3 separate regions of the Homo sapiens genome follow, and regions 2 and 3 are each linked to region 1. The links are chromatin contacts, found by Hi-C or POLR2A ChIA-PET in ENCODE. All regions are on one chromosome and are shown on one strand. Each heading gives the region's core, a stretch centred on a gene start or an enhancer-like site at or near the end of the contact. The rest is flanking DNA. Distances are from core to core; before and after follow the strand shown. Region 1 holds the start of MTNAP1 (mitochondrial nucleoid associated protein 1). Region 2 holds the start of FDXR (ferredoxin reductase). Region 3 overlaps GPRC5C (G protein-coupled receptor class C group 5 member C).

Region 1 (5,055 bases), core at 2,556-5,055:
GAATCTCTCTCATTGCTTAATAATGTTCTTACCCTTTTAACCCCATCACTGACATTCTTTGGAGAAATATGACAATCACCAGTAGGCACATCTAGTAATTTTACTAGAAGTTCCTGTCTTTGGGGATCAATTTTGTCCAATTTGAGATCACCAGAGGTAGTTTGTACATCATTAGGTAGAGTTGAGGAATATTTTCTATCTTGATTTGACAAAGAAGGTTCTATTGAGCCAACCAGTAAAGACGCTCCAGCTTCTGAAGGATTACATCGACTTTCTCCTGATTTAGGCAAATCTTTGGCAAGTTCTCTTTTAGGAGAGGTTTTCTCTGATGCGTAAAACTGAGCCTTGGTTTCTTCTTGGAAAGTAGTCATTGGTTTAGTATTTTTTAACATTTTGAAGGATGGTTGGATTGGATTCTTGATGTCTTTATCTGCCTTTGTAGTAGCTGCTCTTTCCAAACCAACAGCTGGCAGTGGAAAGGTCTTCACTGTCTGTTCTGGTTTGTCCACCACCAACTTAGAATTTCTTTCTTCATTCTCTGTCTCTAACTCTTTCCCTTTAGCTTTAATTAAATCTTTGATTGGTCCTTTCATCTTTTTAGCACGTGGGAGTGTAGCTGGCTTGGACTGATAAACTTTTTGATCAGTAGGTATGGTTGGTCCTATCATCTTACAGTATGGCAAGTGGGATTTTAATCGTTTAAATGGCTTCTTACAGTAAGGACACACTTCCATTCTGGGTGGATTATCACTCATCCTATTCCTGAAAAAGGTAAATGTGAGATTATGAGAAGCACATAGTTTGTACATACCAATATTTTACTTATGTGTTGTATCTTTTAAATTCATTTGGAACAAGCTAGATGTTTGCTACTTACGGTTACAGCAAGTCAACTAGTCATTATATGAGTATAAAAAATTGTTTAAAAACCCTTAAACACGTTATTCAAGGACAGAATGGTAAAGAATAAAAAACTTAGGCCAGGAACCAAAGGTTATTTATTTATTTATTTATTTTGGAAACAGAGTCTCACTCTGTCACCCAGGCTGGAGTGCAGTGGCACAATATCTGCTCACTGCAAACTCCGCCTCCCAGGTTCAAGCAATTCTCGTCTCAGCCTCCCAAGTAGTTGGGACTACAGGGGCATGCCACCACGCCTGACTAATTTTTTGTATTTTAGTAAAGACGGGGTTTCACCGTGTCCGTGTTACCCAGACTGGTCTCGAACTCCTGAGCTCTGGCAATCCACCCACCTCAGCCCCCTAAAGTGCTGAGATTACAGGCGCGAGCTACCACGCCCACGCCCAGCCAAAGGTTACTGATTACAGCAGAGGTTTCCAAAGTGATAAATAGAATATGCACTAGGGTGTAAGAAGAAAATATTAGAATTACCACAATCAAAGAATGAGAAATGAAGCTCTACTAACATTTAGTAATATGCATATACACACACACACACACACAGATATACATAAAATGTATGCATAATGCACAAATATATACATGGCCAAGGACACAGTCCTGTTTTTCACTTATACTTTTTTTTTTTTTTTTTTGAGACAGAGTCTCACTCTGTCACCAGGCCGGAGTGCAGTGTCGGCTCACTGAAACCTCCATTTCCCAGGTTCAAGCTATTGTCCTGCCTCAGCATCCCGAGGAGCTGGGACTACAGGCATGCGCCACCACGCCAGGCTAATTTTTGTATTTTTAGTAGAGACGGGGTTTCACCATGTTGGCCAGGATGGTCTCAATCTCCTGACTTCGTGATCTGCCCGCCTTCGGCCTTCCAGTGTGCTGGGATTACAGGCGTGAGACACCACGCCTGGCCTACTTATAGTTTCTAGTACAACAGATTACTGGCAAATTAGTTTGACATCTTTGTTAAACATATACGATGTAAAAAATTAAAAAAAAAACATTTATACCATGTATATTTGTACCTGTTATTCTTTAGAGTCCAGAAAAGAAAATGTTTAATTCCAATGTTTAGTTGAAAGTTATTTCCTTTCTACATCTCTTATTCTTTCTATAAAGTTCCAGAGGGCAGGAAACATATCTATCCTGCACACAGCTGTATGTAAAAACCTAGCACTGAGCCTGGCATACAATATTTGTTCACTTAATTCTTTAGATATAAACGTTTAAATATTATTCAGTACTACAACTGATAATATCTTCTGACTACCAAAGAGATTAAAAAGGGTGACTGAAACCACTTACAAAATAGACACAATCTTCACCAATCCATTCAATAAAGCAACCAACCCACCTTATCCTGTACGAAGTCCTTCAAAACAAAACTGTTTTCTGCCAACAGATTACAGTAATCATTTTTACTTTGTTGTTGTTTGGTCTTTTTTTTTTTGAGATGGAGTCTTGCTCTATCACTCAGGCTGGAGTGCAGTGGCGCGATCTCGGCTCACAGCAACCTCAGCCTCCCAGGTTCAAACGGTTCTCCTGCCTCAGCCTCCCGCGTGGCTGGGATTACTGGGATTAAGGGCGTGCGCCACCACGCCCAGCTAATTTTAGTATTTTTAGTAGAGACGGGGTTTCACCATGTTGGCCAGGCTGGTCTTGAACTCCTGACCTCAGGTGATCCACCCGCCTCGGCCTCCCAAAGTGCTGGGACTACAGGCGTGAGCCACCGCGCCCAGCCTGCTGGGATTACAGGCGTGAGCCATCATTCTTTCTTTCTTTGGAGGTACACACTAACAGGATGAAAGCCACAGACTGTTTGTTTACAATAATACACACAAATGAAGCCAGTCCATGGACCTTCGGCTAACAACGTTAGGAAGGGCTTGACACCTGCTAGACGTTTCTGCCTCCACTCCACCTCACACTCAACCCTACTTGAAAGATCCCGGTACATTCCCACGATAACGTCTATACGTGGGTGTCTGTTTTCTTACCCGAGCTCCTCCAGGAGGATGCTAGTTTTGTGGGTGCTTCTCCCGGATCCCCATGCTTCCCCGATCACCGTTCCCGAGTGTGGCAGAATGAAACGTGAATGTCAGCCTGTGTAGGACACGATCAGACAGGTGACTTGGCAGCATGCACAGTGAGTAAACGCGGCACGATACTGAACCAAATAGAAACACAGGTTCCGGAAAGCAGAGAGTTAAGACCTCCCCAGCCTCCGGGCTCAAGGAGGACCTCAATAGTTCCACTAATCCTCACCCTCACCTCCGGCGCTCTCCAGCCGCCTTTCCCTCCTCCCGCTGCGTTACCAGCCTGCCCACCTCCCCGCACCCTTCCTTTCCCTGAAAGCTGTTCTGATTCTGCCAGCTGTTCTGATTCTGCGGAGTGGATGGGGTCGGCCCGGCAGCTCCTGGGTCAGGGACAGCCGTTCCCGCAGCCCCACCGAGGATTTCCTCCTGCGGTTCCAGGAAGACCCTCCGCCGGCCCCGGCACCCGATTCCCTACCCTCTCCGCTCAGGAGAGTCTCCCCCAGACTTAGAACGTGGGCCGCGGAAAACAAACCCGCCCTTGCAAGCTCCCCACAGAGCACCGTCCTCACCTCGGAAGACCTGAAAGCCCAGGCGGCCCCGGCGACAAGCCCCCCAGGGAAGCCCCCCAGGCCCCTGCCCAACCCCCGGCCAAGGAACCTCGTCAGGCCGTCTGCACCACTGCCGGATAGGTCCGCCTGTTTTAAAATATGTTACACGGATTCAACTCAAATACTTGTATGATATTATTATGACATAATTGAATTTATTTGAAACCTGGCTTGACTTTTATACCGTACCCTCCGTTGGCTGTGAACAGGCGAGCGCTTCTGCCACCCCAGGGGAGGTCCTTTCTCCCAGAAGCTCCTAGTCGCTCCTCCCGCTCCGAGCCCGCCTCTTCCCGTGGGCGGGGTTACCAGTCGGTGCGGTTGGGATGGTGCCACTGCGCAGCCGCGAGAGGGCGGTACCACGGCGGCAGCGACATGGGGGGGCGCGGAGCAGACGCCGGAAGTAGTGGTGGTACGGGTCCGACTGAGGGGTACTCGCCACCGGCTGCGTCCACCCGAGCGGCTGCGAGAGCCAAGGCCCGAGGGGGTGGGCGTGGCGGCCGCCGAAACACAACCCCCTCTGTTCCCTCTCTTCGCGGAGCGGCGCCGCGTAGCTTCCATCCGCCAGCTGCCATGAGCGAGCGCCTCCGTCCCAGGTGAGAGGGAAGGGACCCCCTTTCCATTCGTCGCCTGAGGATCTGGGAGATAGAGCCGAGGGGGCGCGCGAAATGGGGGTCGGAGCAAGAGTGGACCCGGCGGGGCTCCCTGTGGGGTGCACTGCGGGCCGGGGGAGGAGGGGAGAGGGATGCGCGAGTGATCGGATGCTTGGTTCCTGTGGGTAGCTGGAAGGTGACTCTCCGGGGTCCAGGTCTCCCGCCCCTCCATCTTTTTTCCCCCCTGTCTTTTCCTATTTGGAACGAAGTGTGATCGGTCCCGGAAGAGAGACGGTGGCCCTAAAGCTTTCCTGTCCTAAATTTAGGAGGGTGGGGGGATGGGATAAACGTCTCATCTTGGAGAGGGAGCCCCCAAAGGCTTTTGTGAGGGCACCGGGCGGGGAGCTGCCGGCTCCCCAAGGTCAGAAAGAAAGGTTGGGCTTAACCCCGCAGCAGGGAAAGATTCGGTTAGACCGAAGAACTTGTGCCCTGAACGGTTGTGAACACAGAAGGGCAGATGACCAAGGCGGGTTATGGATCTTCTCTTGACTGTGGCATTAAGAACAAGCTGGATTCTAAACTGTTTGGATTGCGGGGCCGTTTGACTCCGAAGGCGGGAGGAAAGATTTTATCGCGATGCACTCGCTACCTTCCCGAGGGAGCCTGGCCTCGGGACGCGGGTCTTAAATTAGGGGTTCTGTGCTTGACATGTACTACTAGAGTCCGGACTAAGTTGGGATTTCTTAATTTTTTTCTCTCTCTTAATTTCCTCTGCAAGAATGTGTGGAGGAGAAAGTTGGGAAAGGTTACCTCAGAATGCTCTTCCTGTTACGGTCTTTCCACAAGGATCCTTCTCTGAAATAATTATTTCATGTGATTGAAGTTCTCAAAAGTATTCTGAGTTTA
Region 2 (5,055 bases), core at 717-3,216, 1.6 Mb before region 1:
GCAGGGGTGGTCAAACTCTGTAAAGGACCAGATAGTAAATATCTGGGGCTTTGCGAACCATATGATCTCTGTTACAACTACTCAATTGTGCCATCAAAGCACAAATATAGCCATAGACAATATGTAAAGAAGTAAGCATGGATGTCTTCCAATAAAGTTTTATTCAAACTGAAGTCTGAATTTCATGTAATTTTTACGTGTCACAAAATGTTGTTTTTTACCATTAAAAATATAAAAACAAGCTGGGTGTGGTGGCTCACTCCTGTAATCCTGGCACTTTGGAAGGCCGAGGTGGGAGGATCGCTTTGAGTTCAGGAGTTCGAGACCAGCCTGGGTGACATGGCAAAACCCCATCTCCACAAAAAATGCAAAAATGAACCAGGCGTGGTGGCAGGCACCTGTGGTCCCAGCTACTCCGGAGGCTGAGGCCTGAGGCTCGCTTGAGCCAAGCCAGGAAGCAGAGGTTGCAGTGAGCACCACTGCACTCCAGCCTGGGTGACAGAGCAGGACCCTGTCTCAAAAAACAAAATCAAAACCAAAAACAAAAACCCCAAAACCTCCAAAAAAACAAAAACAGTAAAAGCCATTCTTGTTGGTCATCCAAAACATGCTGGTGGACAGTATTTGGCCTGCAAGCTATAGTTTGCCTACTCCTGGTCTAGTGGGACAGGCATAAAACACAGTGACCTATTAGAAAGCAGACAGCATTTACTTACCAGTGGGAGGGAGGGGAAGTGACCAGTAAGGGCACAGAGGACTCCTGGGATACTGGCCATGTTTTATTTCTTGATCTGGGTGGTGGTTATATGGTTACACCTTGTGATATATTGTCAAGTTGTACACTCATGATTTGTGCACTTTTCTGTATGTTATTATTGAATTTAAAATCTCATTAAAAACGACAACCAGTGTAGTAAGTCATGATGGGATAAGGTCAGATGCTGTGGAATGAGAGGCCTTTAACTCCTTGGAACTTGGGAGGGGACGGGTCAGAGAAAAGGCTTCTCCAAGGAAGTAATATTTGACAAGAGGGCCCATGGGGAAAAGGAAGAGGGGTTAGGCTTATTGGGTCAGCTGTGACTACGGATCCTGTCCTTATTTTTAAAAACATTTTGATCATAGACTTTTTGCATTACTTTTGACCTTTTAAAACGTTGCAGTATTATATTTATCTTGATTACTGAGTGTTTTGGAGCCCCCTTAAATTCTGAACCCGAGGGGAGTACCTCAACTCTGGTCCCGGCTCGGCTGCACGGGGGTCGGACGCTCTGTCCTTAGTACCATACGTAAGCCACTGCCCCGCCCCGCTTTTCTTCACCTATGTAATGGGAAAGGAGGTGAGGTGGGACGAGCTTTCCAGGGTTTAATATTCTCCCTGGCCCGGCAAAGACGGGGATTTGAGGGGTTACATCGGCACAACACCCGGGGTCGAAGAAGGAGGCTGCTGGGCTCCGGGAAGGAGCTCCCTCGCCCCAGACTTCCGCACTCTGGTTATTTCCCAACGGCGGGAAGGCTCGCTTGGAGCCGGACTCGTGATTGGCTAGGACGAAGTCACGTGGGAGGATTCGCAATCAAATGGCAAGGGCGTCTGCGTCATCAGTGAGCGACGAGAGCCTCCCGAGAGGGGCGCGGCTAAGTAAAATAAGCTCCTTTCTTAGTGGCTGTTTCCTTGGGGAGGGACTGAAACAGCGATGGGGATTCGCTCTCTTCCAACCCTAGGCTTCCGGGATTTGGAGGGAAGGTGAGGCCTGGGGAGAAATGTATTAAATCGCGTATACCCCGGATGCTCCGAGGGGCGGGGCTTCGACGGTGGGGCGTAGTTAAGGGCGGGTCTCTCTTTTGGGGGCGGGATTCTCTCGGGAGTCGGGGTGGAGCCGCAAGGCTCCGCTTTCCCGGAGCGCAGGGGGCGGGGTTTGGGGCGGGGCCTCGCTTGTGGGCGGGCCCGGGCAGGAGCGGGCTTGCCCTGCGGAGCAGTAGCTAGGAACAGATCCACTTGCAGGTTGCTGCTCCCAGCCATGGCTTCGCGCTGCTGGCGCTGGTGGGGCTGGTCGGCGTGGCCTCGGACCCGGCTGCCTCCCGCCGGGAGCACCCCGAGTAGGAGCAGGGCGCCTTTGGGGCTGGATGGGAGCGCGGGGAGGCCTGCGAGCGCTGAGTAGGGGTCGGAGCAGAGCTGGGGCAGGGCTGGAGAAGGGTGAGACTGAAGGGGTGTCTTCCTGCTGGCGAGATCCCGGTGGTGTACGGGGGTGGGCGGAGATCTGTGCGTGAGATGTGAGGCTTCTAGGGTTAGAGACGGAGGTCAACAAAGGTGAAAAGGAGAGACTTTGAGATCTACAGGTGTGAGACGGGGTGAATGGAGGATGATACGGAGGTCTGTGGGGCGAGAGGAAAGTCTGAGTCGAAACAGGGATCTGTAGGAATAAGACGGGTCTATATGGGCAATATAGCGTTTTGTGGAGAGAGAGAGGGGTTAGAGGAGGGACACCGTGGGGAGACCCACGGGGGCGAGATTGGGATGATATGGAGGCCGTTGGAAGGATGTGGGATTCTAGCCGATTGGATAGGGAATGAAGTGTTGTTGGGCAGGCCATTGGCAGTGGTGTAGTAGGTTCATGGGTGAGATGTGGGCTCTGGATGAACCCACAGCCTTTGGGGGTTCAGATGAAGTAAGAGACCCTGCAAATGCCAAAGCCTTGAGGAACAAGAGAAGGAGGATGCAGGTGAGGGTGAAGCTTGGGAAGTTCCAGCTTCTGTTGGATATTCAGGTTGGTTTGGGACTGGGGAGAGAAGTTAATTTTGACCTTTTCCCTCTCCTCTGCCTGGCCCCAGGCTTCTGCCACCATTTCTCCACACAGGAGAAGACCCCCCAGATCTGTGTGGTGGGCAGTGGCCCAGCTGGCTTCTACACGGCCCAACACCTGCTAAAGGTAAGCCACTTACTCATAGTCCATCATTCACCTGCTGCTCCAGTCCTAAGGGCAAGCCTCACCCGCTTTGGGTTTTAAGAGCACTCCTGGTTGCCTTATGGGGAAGGGGCTCCCAGCCATCTGGCCTGGACACTTCCCACTTGCTTCCTCACCTACACCTGAGGCTCCCCTCCCCTCCCGTCCTCAGTGTGACAGGGGTGTAAAACGCACATTGGTGGTGAGTGGTCAGTGGCAGGTGGTCAGCTTTGCCTCCCTGGCCAAGCACTCCAGGGGGCTTATGTAGACCTGCAAAATGACTTTGTCCTCCTTCATCTTCCCTCCTCTCTCGTCTATCTTCACTCTATCCCAAACATCCTACATCTCGAGGCTACCCACCTCCTCCGCTTTCTGTAACTTTACCTGCCTTGCCATGCCCTCCTCACCCATAGCTCCAGTCCTCCGTGCCATTCTGTTCTTTCAGCCTGCCCTCTGCCCCTCCCCCTTCCCCTGTGAAGGCCAGGATCTCAAGGCTTTCAGTGTCTGCCTCGGCAGGAAGGGCCCCAAGCCAAGGCTACAGGTTCTACTTGAGACTCCACATCAGACTTTGGGACAGAGTAGAGAGGGGATACCCAGGTTAACTGAGACGTGAGACAGTTGCCTAGCTTTGGAGAGGCTTGGAGTGTCCGTGGAGAGACAAGAGAAAGGATGAATATCTTAATTATACACACACACACAGATGCTTGAAATGTAGGGTGACCAACTGGCCTGGACTGCCCAGGACAAGGGGCTTCAGCGCTAAGCTGGAAGTTCTTGGGAAACTGGGATGAGTTGATCACTCTGCTGAAAAGTGACCCGTGCATGCTTCCCAGGCAACACGGGTGAAAGAGCTAATTACAATAATGTGGGCAGCGTGAGCCGAGGCAGGTGGGGTCAATCAGAAACTGTTTCCTGGGCCGGAAGCCCAGGTGGCTCATGTCTGTAATCCCAGCACTTTGGGAGGCCAAGGCAGGTGGATCACTTGAAGTCAGGAGTTTGAGACCAGCCTGGCCAACGTGGTGAAACCCCATCTCTACTAAAAATAGAAAAATCAGCCACGTGTGGTGGCACAGGTCTGTAGTCCCAGGTACTTGGGAGGCTGAGTCGGGAGGATCGCTTGAACCCAGGAGGTGGAGGTAGCACTGAGCCAAGATCAAATCACTGTACTCCAGCCTGGGCGACAGAGTGAGACCCTGTCTCAAAAAAAAAAAAAAAAAAAAAAAGAGAGACAGTGCATTTGAGCTGCCTTGAAGCAGACCAAGGGCTTTGGTGAGGGCCTCCCACATGTGGGGAGTCATCCTGGAATGCAAGGCCTTGGGCACGCTGCCATGTGGGAGGGAGGACAGCCTGGGCTCTGGGATGGAGATCAGGGAGCACATGGGGGCTGGAGAGGCCCTGAAGGGCTTTGTATAAGGGACAGTTTTTTTTTAGCTGATCCTGACATTTTGGAAGGGAGGAGAGTAAGCTTTCCAGGCAGTGTTCTTTTTTTTTTTTTTTTTTTTTTGAGATGGAGTCTGGCTCTGTCGCCCAGGCTGGAGTGCAGTGGCACAGTCTCAGCTCACTTCAACCTCCATCTCCCAAGTTCAAGCGATTCTCCTGCCTCAGCCTCCTGAGTAACTGGGATTACAGGCGCACTCCACCACATGCAGCTAATTTTTGTATTTTTGGTTGAGACAGGGTTTCACCATGTTGATCAGGCTGGTTTTGAACTCCTGACCTCAAGTGATCTGCCCACCTCGGCCTCCCAAAGTCCTGGGATTACAGGCGTGAGCCCCCGCGCCCGGCCAGGCAGTGTTCTTAGCACGACTGTATTCAGCTGGCAGACACGTGCACATGCTTTCCTTGTGGAATGGGATGGGGAGGGGCTCAGGCCAGGTACAATCCTTGTTCTGATCCTTGGGCTGATCTTTGCCCACAGGGAGCTCCAAGCTACTGGCTGTGCTCCTAAGACAGGACCACATGCAGCACGTTTGGGACAGTGGCCCTTAGCTTGAGTCAGGCACTGAGCACAGCATCTCGTAGCATCCTCATGACAACCTGCAAAGCAGGTGTCGTGCCTCTTGCTTCACAGGTAAGGATGCTAGGGCCAAGTGAGGTTGTCCAAGCTTCCACCGTG
Region 3 (5,055 bases), core at 1,558-4,057, 1.2 Mb before region 1:
CCAGCCCTGATTTGGAGTCTTGAAACCTGAATTCTCTGCCTGGCGCTGGGTCTTGCTCCCATGTGGGTGAGAGACACCAGCTGTGGGGTGAAGAGGGTCCTGAGGTACCTGTTCCGGCTCCTATGCTGGAGGAAAGGTGTATTCCTGGCCCCATCTGTCTTAGCCCTATGGGAAAGAGCTGCCACCAAATCTCTGTAGCTCCCAGACCCCAAACTAGCCTTCAAGTCAATCAGGCCCAGGAGGTCCTCAGGCCTGTCTGCAATGGCCCCTGTCCATGTGGTCCCTGGAACATCTACATCTGTGGTCCAAAACCACAGATGAGTGTGCATTGGAATCACCTGCACTGCTTGTTAAGCCTCACCAACTCATAGCTGGACCCTACACAGTCCCCACGCAGACTCCACCAACTCATAGCTGGACCCTACACAGTCCCCACCCAACACAGCTGGCCCCATGCAGCTGGCAACAGCTGGGGCTGGGGGAGGGAGTGCTGAATGCTGGGCTTGCAGATCTGCGCTGGATAGTGCCCCCATGGTGCCGACGCCCTGAACGGATGCTAACAGTCAGCTCCATCCCAGCTCTGGCCCCGCCCCATCTGCACTTTTTTTTTTTTTTCTTATTTATTTATTTTTGGAGACAGAGTCTCACTCTGTTGTCCAGGCTGGAGTGCAGTGGTACAGTCTGTGCTCACTGCAACCTCCACCTCCCGGGTTCAAGGGATCCTCTGGCTAAGGCCTTCCTAGTAGCTGGGACTACAGGCATGTGCCACTATGCCTGGCTGATTTTTGTGTTTTTAGTAGAGATGAGGTTTCAGCATGTTGGCCAGGCTGGTCTCAAACTCCTGACCTCAGGTGATCCACCTGCCTCAGCCTCTCAAAGTACTGGGATTACAGGTGTGAGCCATTGTGCCTGGCCCCCATTTGCACTTTGAGCAGGCTCCCAGGTGAGGCTAGTGCTGGTGGTCCGGGTACCATGTTTTGAGAACCGGTCAGATAAAATATCCCTGTTAATCCAGATCATCCCCCAGGAAGCAGACTCCAAACGCGCTGGGGAGTGAGGTGCAGCAACAGTGAAGGAAGCTATTCAGCAAAGGCTTCTGTGGCTGCCCACTCCCCGCCAGAGCTGACAGCCCGCAGCCTCCACTCCTGGTGCTCCGGAAGCTCTCCTCTGCCCAGGCTCAGGTTCAGGCTCAGGGAGAGGGGAGGCGCTGGGATTGGAAGCTTCAGCCACACTCACCTCCCCCTGCCCCGCGGCTCTCACAGAGAGGGCGGGGAGGGGGATGAGAACGCCACCCAGCTGACCTCCTTGTTTCCTGTTCCCAGTGTCCTGCCAAGACGGGTCACTGACCTCTCCCCACAGCCTCTGCCAGCCGGGAGGAGGAACACATATAGGAGTGAGTAGAATCCAACCCACCGTCTTCCTGCTCCCTCCCCCTCCCCTGGCTAACGATGCTTCTAGTTTCCAGAACCCAGGGGGAGGTGTAAGGTCGAGACTTGCTGCCTGCCAGAGAGGGAGGAGAGTGTGGGCCCCCTTGGCACAGCTGTGGTTGAGAAGTAAACACCTATCCAGACCTGTGACATTTGGACCCCTGTCTATTTTGGGAGCACCTGGCTGAGACCCTCCTTTGTCCCTCCCCAAGCCCTCCAGGGTAAAGCTGGCAGCTCCCACCAGGGAGAGCTCACCCAGCATTCCCTATAGCATCCCGACACAACCTGTGTGCAATGCCCCAGTGACACAGGGCGGGTCCCACTGCAGTGCAGCTGAAGGTGGTGGGTACACTGACTCCAGGACAAGGAATTTAAGAACTGGGGCTCTGGATTCCCCAGGTAAAAGCACCAGATGGAGAAGCTTGCCTTCCCCTTACCACCTCCACCCAACCCAGCTCTGGCCACATGGCCTTCTCCCACTGGCCTGCTGAGGCTGGTCTCTGTAGCCCAGACGTGTCACGGGGACCTGGGGAACCCACTTACCGGAACTTTGTGCATCAGGGCCATCTCAGTGGGCTGGTACACACTGGTCAGCAGCTGCCCATTGTACCCGCTGTATGGTGACACCGGCCTCTTAGCTACAAGGAAAAGCAGGAACAGTTTGAAGATCCCAGGGCTCTCAGCTCCCTTCCCCACCTCCCACAAACCAAGCAAGGCTCTCTGGGGGCAGGGAAGAGGTAAAGGGGGCAGGCCAACCCTGGCATAGTCTCTAACCCAGGAGTGGCCAACTTGGGGGTGAGGTTGTGAACACGGGGGCCCCCTCCCAAGCCTAGCACCCCTTTGTACAGATGCATGGGAGTGAACAACACTGCTGAGCTTCCCTGCACTGTAGACACCCCAGCCCCTGACCCAACAGCTCAGAAAATGCTCTGTCAGCAACTTCCACATCCCCATCCGCCCTCCGGGGCCAGAGGCCAAGAGGACACATGGGCCTTCGGCCGCCTTCCAAGATGGCCAGCCTCCAGCTCTGCCTGTCACCACGGGCCAGCTGCCAGGCACAGAGGTAAATACATCTGAGAGCCCTCGGCCTAAGCCTGTTCATGTCCTCCCAGGGCCGACCTGGGCGCCCCTTCCCCACTACACCAACCCAGAGCCTGGCCAGGGAGCCTTAACGCACGTCCCAGCCTGTGGCCCCCTGGCAAGTTTCCAGAACTATTTTTAGCTCCAGGGATACTTCCTTGTGCCTTTGGGGTGTTGGTTTCCCGGTGTGTTCCGCCCTGCTGGGCACTCCCAGGGTGTTTGAGGAGGGCTGCTGACGCACCCCGGGGCCTCGGAGCAGGCCTTGCTGTGAGGACGGCACAGCGGACGTCTGGCTCCGGCAAGGCTGACGGCCCTGCAGTTCTGAGGGACCGCAACCTATATAGAGTTTCCTAAGTGCTGGGGCTGGGCTCACTCTATTGATTTTTCCATTTAGAAAAAAAAAAAGGAAGTAAAAACTCAGCCCCAAGGTTGAGAACCATTTGGCCCCGACCGGCATTCAGTGTGGGGGCGGGGCCTGAGGCTCCTCCCAGCACTTGTCTGTAAGCCCCACCTCTCTGGTGGGTTTTGCCAATTCCACCCCCGCCATGCACACCGTGCGTGTGACAGGGGCCACCCAGGGGTGAGGCCAGCACCTCAGCCCAGGTGGGCAGATCAAAGATCAAGTGCCCGGCAGGACAAGGGTCATCTCTTTCTCCAAAGCAGGGATTATGAGGATTTCACAGTGTGTAGAAGAGAAAGGAATGTCTCTGATTCTGGAACTTCCACTGCCTGACTCTGACCTCCCAGCAGAGACCCCAGAGCCGGTGCTTGTTAACCGGGCAGTTAAGAAAGTCTGAAGCCCCCAGGCCTCCAGATCAGCACAGTCTGGGGGCAGGGTCAGGACTTTGAGATGGCACCCCCAAATTTCCAGGTCATGTCAGATGAGGGGCTGCAGCCAGCAGGCTGAGGAAGAGCAGGTGGGATGCGTGCAATGGGCCACATCGGTAAGGGGATTAGCACAGGGGCTGGCACAGAGCAGGTGCTGAGGAAATGCTAGTGGGCTGTACAGCTAACAAGGGCGCTGCTGAGACCACTACACGGCACCCCAAATACTTTTATTAAAAAGAGAAAAAGGCCAGGTGCAGTGGCTCACACCTGTAATCCCAGCACTTTGGGATGCCGAGGCAGGCGGATCACTTGAGGTTAGCAGTTCGAGACCAGCCTGGCCAACATAGTGAAATCCCGTCTCTATTAAAAATACAAAAATTAGCCAGGTGTGGTGGCACGTGCCTGTAATCCCAGCTACTTGGGAGGCTGAGGCAGGAGAATCTCTTGAGCCCGGGAGGCGGAGGTTGCAGTGAGCCAAGATCACACCACTGTACTCCAGCCTGGGTGACAGAGCGAGACTCCGTCTCAAAAAATAAAAAAAGAGAAAAAAATTACCTGAAAAATACTTCCTTTTAAAGAAAACTAAGGTGATTATGGATACATACATAATAGAAAAACAAGTTCTGGAAGGATAGTATTAGTAAAATATGTAAAATAATAGACACGCACACACAGCAAATAGCTAATTCTTCAAGAGTGCTTTTCATGGGCCGGGCACTAAGTAATTTTTTTTTTTTTTGAGATCATCCAGGCTGGAATGTGGTGGTGCAATCACGGCTCACTGAAGCCTCAACCTCCTGGGCTCAGGCAATCCTCCTGCCTCAGCCTCCTGAGGAGCTGGGACCATAGGCATGCACTACCACACCTGGCTAATTTTTGAAATTATTTGTAGAGACGGGGCCTCACTATGTTGTCCAGGCCGGTCTCAAACTCCTAGGCTCAAGCTCCACTCACCTCAGCCTCCCAAAGTGCTGGGATTACAGGTGTGAGCCATGGCGCCCAGCCGGCACTAATTAATTCAATCCTCACAAGAACCCTATGAAATAGGTACTGACATTATCCCCATTTTACAAATGGAGAAACAAAGGCACATAGATATTATATCAGTCAATAGTGGTCACTTCTGGGGATGGAACAGGATGGGACGGGTAGGACTGGGGAGGCAGCTGGGGAAAATTTCATTTTATCTGTAATGTTTGAAATTTTACAGTGAGAATGTATGCATGAATTATATGAATATAGAAAAAAAATCTTATTTATTTATTTATTTTGAGATGGAGTCTTGCTCTGTCACCCAGGCTGGAGTGTAGTGGCTCGATTTTGGCTCACTGCAACCTCCGCCTCCCAGGTTCAAGTGATTCTCCCGCCTCAGCCTCCCGAGTAGCTGAGATCACAGGCATGAGCCAGCACACCCAGCTAATTTTTTTGGATTTCTAGTAGAGACGGGGTTTCACCATGTGGATCAGGCTGGTCTCGAACTCCTCGTCTCAAGTGATCCACCCGCCTTGGCCTCCCAAAGTGCTAGGATTACAGGCATGATCTACCATGCCCAACTGAAAAAAAAAAATCTTTAAATTAAATGGAATTTAGAGACACTTAGGCAGAAAACTACAGAAAACCTCAAAAACTTTCCATTTTGCTCAAGAGACTGGCTCCCTGTCCTGCAGTAAAAGACATGGGATGGAGAAAGGGGCCACTGGGGGCATCCACAGAGACCCAC

The links. A loop is a pair of places that touch in the nucleus more often than their neighbours do. ChIA-PET counts read pairs that join two places held with the same protein, here RNA polymerase II (POLR2A). Pooled maps may share reads with other maps.
Region 2: a loop to region 1 is called in a pooled map, with 26 times the contacts of the local background. The contact joins the promoter of FDXR here to the promoter of MTNAP1 in region 1. A Hi-C loop is called at or near these places in 8 of 50 pooled maps. POLR2A ChIA-PET finds 5 or more read pairs at or near these places in 2 of 52 experiments (GM10248 and activated B cell).
Region 3: a loop to region 1 is called in a map with no recorded cell type, with 3 times the contacts of the local background. The contact joins the enhancer-like site here to the promoter of MTNAP1 in region 1. A Hi-C loop is called at or near these places in 1 of 37 single-sample maps with no recorded cell type and 1 of 50 pooled maps.

What each region holds. Positions count from the first base shown.
Region 1 is chr17:73,231,183-73,236,237 of GRCh38, reverse strand. MTNAP1 (mitochondrial nucleoid associated protein 1) reads right to left here and starts at 3,805. Exons shown (of 6, transcript NM_001351264.2): 1 at 3,749-3,805; 2 at 2,913-3,018; 3 at 1-762. The coding sequence starts at 755. It overlaps VCF1 (VCP nuclear cofactor family member 1), which reads left to right and starts at 3,844. Exons shown (of 4, transcript NM_001098832.2): 1 at 3,844-4,152. The coding sequence starts at 3,932. RefSeq lists an enhancer at 4,351-5,055.
Region 2 is chr17:74,869,905-74,874,959 of GRCh38, reverse strand. FDXR (ferredoxin reductase) reads left to right here and starts at 1,966. Exons shown (of 12, transcript NM_024417.5): 1 at 1,966-2,094; 2 at 2,827-2,924. The coding sequence starts at 2,016. It also overlaps a transcript of FADS6 not described here. RefSeq lists enhancers at 1-816, 1,437-1,666, 1,622-1,916, 1,714-2,614 and silencers at 1,827-2,056, 2,097-2,226.
Region 3 is chr17:74,440,828-74,445,882 of GRCh38, reverse strand. It overlaps GPRC5C (G protein-coupled receptor class C group 5 member C), which reads right to left. Exons shown (of 4, transcript NM_022036.4): 3 at 1,971-2,065. Among named protein-coding and RNA genes, the nearest start is that of GPRC5C, 11 kb to the right of the region's middle. RefSeq lists enhancers at 574-1,117, 1,118-1,662, 2,705-2,824. Within about 2 kb of position 2,807, at least 30 of the 41 ENCODE cell types and tissues checked have a DNase peak (open chromatin) inside an H3K27ac peak, as active enhancers do.